Linked DNA regions of Homo sapiens: region 2 is linked to region 1. The links are chromatin loops, found by intact Hi-C in ENCODE. Cell type or tissue: ovary. All regions are shown on one strand. Each heading gives the region's core, and the rest is flanking DNA. Links, peaks and the distances in the headings are about the cores only. Region 1 has its middle 74 kb from the start of LINC01673. Region 2 overlaps LOC105372760 (a long non-coding RNA gene).

The links. A loop is a pair of places that touch in the nucleus more often than their neighbours do. Peaks named below come from ENCODE experiments on the same cell type or tissue, not always from the same donor. Only the 100,000 strongest peaks of a DNase experiment are listed, where the experiment ranks them.
Region 2: a loop joins it to region 1, with 4 times the contacts of the local background. A loop is called at or near these places in 19 of 110 quality-filtered maps.

What each region holds. Positions count from the first base shown.
Region 1 is chr21:27,563,441-27,566,371 of GRCh38, forward strand. No RefSeq gene overlaps it. Among named protein-coding and RNA genes, the nearest start is that of LINC01673, 74 kb to the right of the region's middle. In ovary, for the core only: a CTCF peak has its summit at 1,438 (motif pointing left); no DNase peak of the experiment used is centred there.
Region 2 is chr21:26,893,882-26,896,812 of GRCh38, forward strand. All of the region lies in intron 2 of LOC105372760 (a long non-coding RNA gene), which reads left to right. Among named protein-coding and RNA genes, the nearest start is that of ADAMTS1, 50 kb to the left of the region's middle. In ovary, for the core only: no CTCF peak of the experiment used is centred there; no DNase peak of the experiment used is centred there.

The DNA.
Region 1 (2,931 bases), core at 96-2,595:
CATTTACTTATGGCAGAAGGGTTGCTTGGGAAAATGATTTATCTTCCATCATCGCATATTAATAAGAAACCAGAAAATAGCTTCCTTCTGCCAATCTTGACTGCTAATGATAATTACAATAATTTGTCTGGTCCCAGTTGTGGGAGGAACGCCATGATTTCTTGTAACTCTCTGTGCAATGTCATCAGCTCTCTTAAAAACCCTGAAACTTGTGTGCTATTTCACTTTTCACATTCTTTTCCTTACCCAAAATTACTATAGCAGAGCTAGGTTTCGACCTCCAGTTTTTCTAATTCAAAATCCTATACATTTTTTTTCACTTGTCTCAACTTGAAAAAAACAGCAATGGTAGATGTTTTCCAGGGAAACTGGCATTTGTAGATATTGCAGCCAATTTGTGTGTGTGTGTGTGATGTTACATGTCCATTCACAAGTGGACACAGTTCATGTTTTCACTCAGATGCCCATCTTTAACTCTTTATCCAACTTCAATTGCCTTGCCTGTCTCTTTACATTTTAATTGATCAGTAAATACAACCAATTCTGATTTTGAAAATTGCCTCAGCCTTTTCAGGTCTTCATTTCCTCTGTTATAGAGGAATATCATAGAGGTAAAGTGCTAGTTTCCTAACAACATATTAAAGCTACATACAGTCAACATGACTTGTTGATATTGACCTTGGTCACCTAGTTAAGGTGGTGTTAGGTTTTTCCACTGTAAATTTACTATTTTTCAACTCTTTCCATATTGCACCCTTTGGAAGAAAGTCACTATTAACAGCTCATACTGAAGAAGTGAGTTGTTTTGATTATTTGGTATTCTTCTACAAGGCAGATTTGTTTCTTCTCTACTACCTATTCAATTGTGTATTGATATCTGTATGGACTCAGACATTGATTTTATAATTTGGACCATAATCCAATGCTACTTTGTTTGCTTTGTTGCCCAAATTGTTCTAGCTATGGACACTTGGAGCTTTTTCAGTTTGTTCCTCGGACCCTTTGACATGCCCCCATCATTGTGGGTTTTCTTTTCTTCCTTTTTTTTTTAGGACTTTCTGGCATTATAAGATATAGCCCTAGATTCAACTTGCATATTTCATCTATTTTTAAGTTATTAAATAGCATTTACTTTGTGATCCCATTTGGGGAAATACATGGAATTCAGATGCATGTATTATAATATGGAATAATATCAAACATTAATAGTGGTTATGCTATCTCCGGGTAATCGTACTATTAGTGATTTAGTTTTTCTCTTTATGAATCTTTATTTTTATTATGACATATTACTTGTGTTAGAAATCAATAATATTGGATGATCAGAAAGGAAATAAAAATATTCTGAAGGCAATAATAACTTATTTATAAATCAGTGAAGCCTGTGTCTCTAGACTGACAGGACATGAGGCAATTTTAGAGTGGCAGGTGCCCTCTACTGGTCAGCTGCTCAAACCCTCTATAGACTAAGAGCTGCATCCTTAAAAACAAAAGCCCACCATTTTCTTAGCACTGATATCTCAGGAGGTAAAAAAGTACTTGGGCTTTTGCTAGAGATTACATAGCTACATATCTGAGGGGTCACTACGTGAACTTAAAAATTGACTCCTATAAATGTGAAGTCTGTACTGTGGATTGTGAATTAGAAATGGATATGTGTGAGAACAGGCCTAGAAAAATATCACACATGCTGACTTGCCAATGTTGGACCTCTTGAGTCTAATCTACAAAAAAATCTCCTTGGATGAGAATATTTTGTTCATGACCTCTCTGCTGAGAATGTGACCATGTCTGCTACAGAGCTTAAATAAATAATGCTGAGACTATTCATTACAAAGCTCCCAAGGAGAAAAAAAAAGCAATTTATTTTATGTACTACCTTAATTAAGTTTAAACTGCCTAGTGTGAATTTTTGATGAAGAACAAAGATATAATAAGTGATTTTGCCTAGGGAAGCTCATGTGCTGAGTCAATACTTATTGAGCACAGTTCTCTTTTATATTAGATGCTGCTCTAAGAAGCTGCGTGCAATACAGCATCAGATGTTGCAGAGCTCTGCATATGGGGGGCTTGCACTTGTGAGCAGAAACAAACAATAGGCAATAAACTTGATAAATGAGTAAATGACTTGATTGGTAGCAGGCATAAAGAAAACCACAGTGTATTAAGGGCCACTGGGAGGAGTAGGGGTGGAGATGCAGCCAGCTTGCTGTACTAAGAGAAGAGACAGAGTAGGCCTCTTTAAGAAGGTGATGTTTGAGCAAACTAGCAATACATAAACAAATAAACCTTAAAATTCTTTTTTTTAAATTCTGAGAGTCATCTTTTATATAACAAACTGTAGTTATTTCTAATTCCTCCTAGGATAAAATGAAAAAAATTTAAGGAGGCCTCCAGGGCTTTGTAGATTCCAGCCTCAGCTTGGTTCTCCAGCCCATTTTTAACTAGCCCCTCTTTTTGTTTACTCTGTTTCAAGCATATTGATTTTTGTTTGTTTGTTTTACTTATTTTCTTTAATGACCAAAGCCATTCCCAACTCTGAATCTAAACACCTTTTTCCTCTGCCGGGATTCTGCCCTTGCCACCATTCCTACCCTTTAACTCTCAATTGAAATACCATTACCTCAATAAAACCTTTTCCGGGTCACACCAACCATCTCAAACTAACAACTCCCTGAATTTCACCTTCCAATGTTACCATGGTTATATTTAAATTCCTACGTAGTGAATTTTGTCTTCTCCCAGCCTCTAGCCACACTCTACTCCTGGACCGGAAGCATTTTGAGATCAGGGGCTTCATCTTGACTGTCTTCCCAGCACTTCGTATGGTAGCTCATAGTAGTCGCTTAATGGATATTTGTTGAACAAATGAGTCAAACTTTTTGTTTAGTTCCCTGCTGCCCCATATGGATAACCTTGATTATCTGAACA
Region 2 (2,931 bases), core at 171-2,670, 670 kb before region 1:
CTCCTTTACTTCTGTCCTGGGAATACTTCAAATAAGCCACTTTACCCCTAAATCCTCATTTCAGTATGATGCTTCTGGGGAATCCAACCCTATATCAGTAATTTTAGGTACTGAAATTGGTTCTAGGAAGCCAACTTTTAGGATGAGACTTAGAATTAAATCACTCAATGCCCAGATGGCAACAGAGAAGCTGTTGTTTGTGGTGAGTGAAGGGATGATATCCTCTGGCCTGCTGTAGCATTAAATTGTTGATATTTTTACCTGTGGTGAGTTGGGATGGAATACAAGTGAAAAGGGATGCACTGGACCACACAGCAGCTATGAAATTTAATACTTTTGTAATTTGATAGTAATTATAAGAAGGATGGGGTTGTTTAGTGGCTGCTAATTGATGTACTGCAGAAAGAAAACACTGTGCTTTGGTTAGTCAATTGCCAGTTCATGGGGAAGAAGGAGATCAAGAATTCTGTTTCACAGATATTTAGTTTGTATCTGAGGGCGATTTTAAGGAGAGTTCATATATCTGCAGATTGGGTCAAAAGCAGAAAAATAAATTTTCAAATCATCCCTCTTTACATGGTATTTAAGACAATTTGTATTAATAAGAGTTAATACTAGCAAACAACACTAAAAGGGATCATCTCAAGAAGAAAAGAATATTGAATGGATGTTGGGTCATTCAAAGAATTGCCAGGATATCTCAGGGAATTGTCAGGAACAAAGAGGGCTGGCAAGAGCCAGAATTGCAAGACCACGATAATGGCACAGATTCTCTCCAAAGAGGACACTGCTACTGCCATGATGCAACTGAGTATCTCAGCTTATACAATCTCTACTTCTAGCTCTGATTCCTGGATGCCACCATAGATAGGCATCTCAGCTACTGGTGCCCTGGATAATGAGTGTAGCTGCAGCTGACATTAGAAAGAATTCCCTATGGACTGTGTTTGTTCTATCTCACAAGCTCCAAATTTGAAGATTGGTGGATTTTTGTGATTAGACAAGCCAAGGCCATGCTGCCTTGTGTCCCACATAAGACACCAGTGCAGCGTGTCCTCTTTGAAACTCAGGATAACGTTTTTGAGATTCAGCCAAACTGTTGCATGTATCATGCAAATTCATTATTTTCTATTTCTGAGTAGTATTCCATTGTGTAGGGACACAACAGTTTGTTTATATCCTAGTATATCCTTGCCTTCATTGAGTTCTCAAAGTTTTTTTTTTTTATAGTTCTCTTTTAGAAGCTGAATAGCTTTAGCTTTAACATTTAGGTTTATGATCCAGTCTGAGAAAATTTTCTGTATATTTAATAGTATGAAATATTGAAGTTTTTTTCCACATAGATATCCATTTGCTTCACTACTATTTTTGAAAAAACGATCCTTTTCCCATTGTATTTCTGTAGCACATTTATTGAAACATAACACTGTGCCCCGCAAATACATACAATTATTATATGTCAGTTAAGAATAAAATTAAAATACAAAAATAAAAGAAAACGACCATATATATGTGTATATACTTCTAAAGTTTCTATTCTGTTCCATTGAGTGATATGTTGATACAATTGACATTATCACCTTTGTGATCACTACAGCTTTGTGGTGAGTCTTAAATTGCATTAGTACACTACCTCCAACTTTTTTCTTTAAAAAAATTTTTCTTGCCTATTCTAATCATTTGAATTTCAAAATAAATATTTGAATCAGCTTATTAGTTAGAAGGAAAAAGCTCTGCTGAAATTATGATTAGAATGATCAATACATCAACTTGGGAAAATTGACTTTTTAATATTGTGTTCTAATGAACATAATATATCTCTTCATTTAATTTTTCATAATTCCTCTCAGCAATGTTTTGTAATTTTTACAATAGAAGTCATGCATTATTTATATCCATAGCTAAATATTTTATGCTATTGAAATTATTTTTAAACATTTCAATATGCCATTATTAGTTGCTAATATATAGAATTATAATTAATTTTTAAAATATTGATCTTCTATCCTATATTCTTACATTATTTTAAATTTATAGCATATTCTGAGTAGATATTTTGTAGCTTCTTTAATTTTTTTTATGCTTATTATCATACTGTCTTCCAGTAAAGAAAGTTTTGTTTTATTCCCAATTTGCTAGGAGCATTTATCATGATTAGTTATTGAATGTTGTCAAATAGTTTTTTCTCCATTTAGTGAGATAGCATATTATTTCTTTCTCTCCTCTGTTAATATCACAAATTACCTTGATTTGCTATTCAACTATTAACCAAACTTGAAATATTGTGATAAGCCCAAATTGGTCATGTGGCACTAAATTTTTGTTTTGCTGGATTTTACTTGCTAATCTTTGGTAAAGACTTTTGTGTTTATGTTTATAAGGTATATTGGTAGTTTTCTTTTTTTTTTATTATTATTTATACTTTAAGTTTTAGGGTACATGTGCACAATGTGCAGGTTAGTTACATGTGCCATGCTGGTGCACTGCACCCACTAACTCATCATCTAGCATTAGGTATATCTCCCAATGCTATCCCTCCCCATTCCCCCCACCCCACCACAGTCCCCAGAGTGTGATATTCCCCTTCCTGTGTCCATGTATTCTCATTGTTCAATTCCCACCTACGAGTGAGAACATGCGGTGTTTGGTTTTTTGTTCCTGCAATAGTTTACTGAGAATGATGATTTCCAATTTCATCCATGTCCCTACAAAGGACGTGAACTCATCATTTTTTATGGCTGCATAGTATTCCATGGTGTATATGTGCCACATTTTCTTAATCCAGTCTATCATTGTTGGACATTTGGGTTGGTTCCAAGTCTTTGCTATTGTGAATAATGCCGCAATAAACATACGTGTGCATGTGTCTTTATAGCAGCATGATTTATAGTCCTTTGGGTATATACCCAGTAATGGGATGGCTGGGTCAAA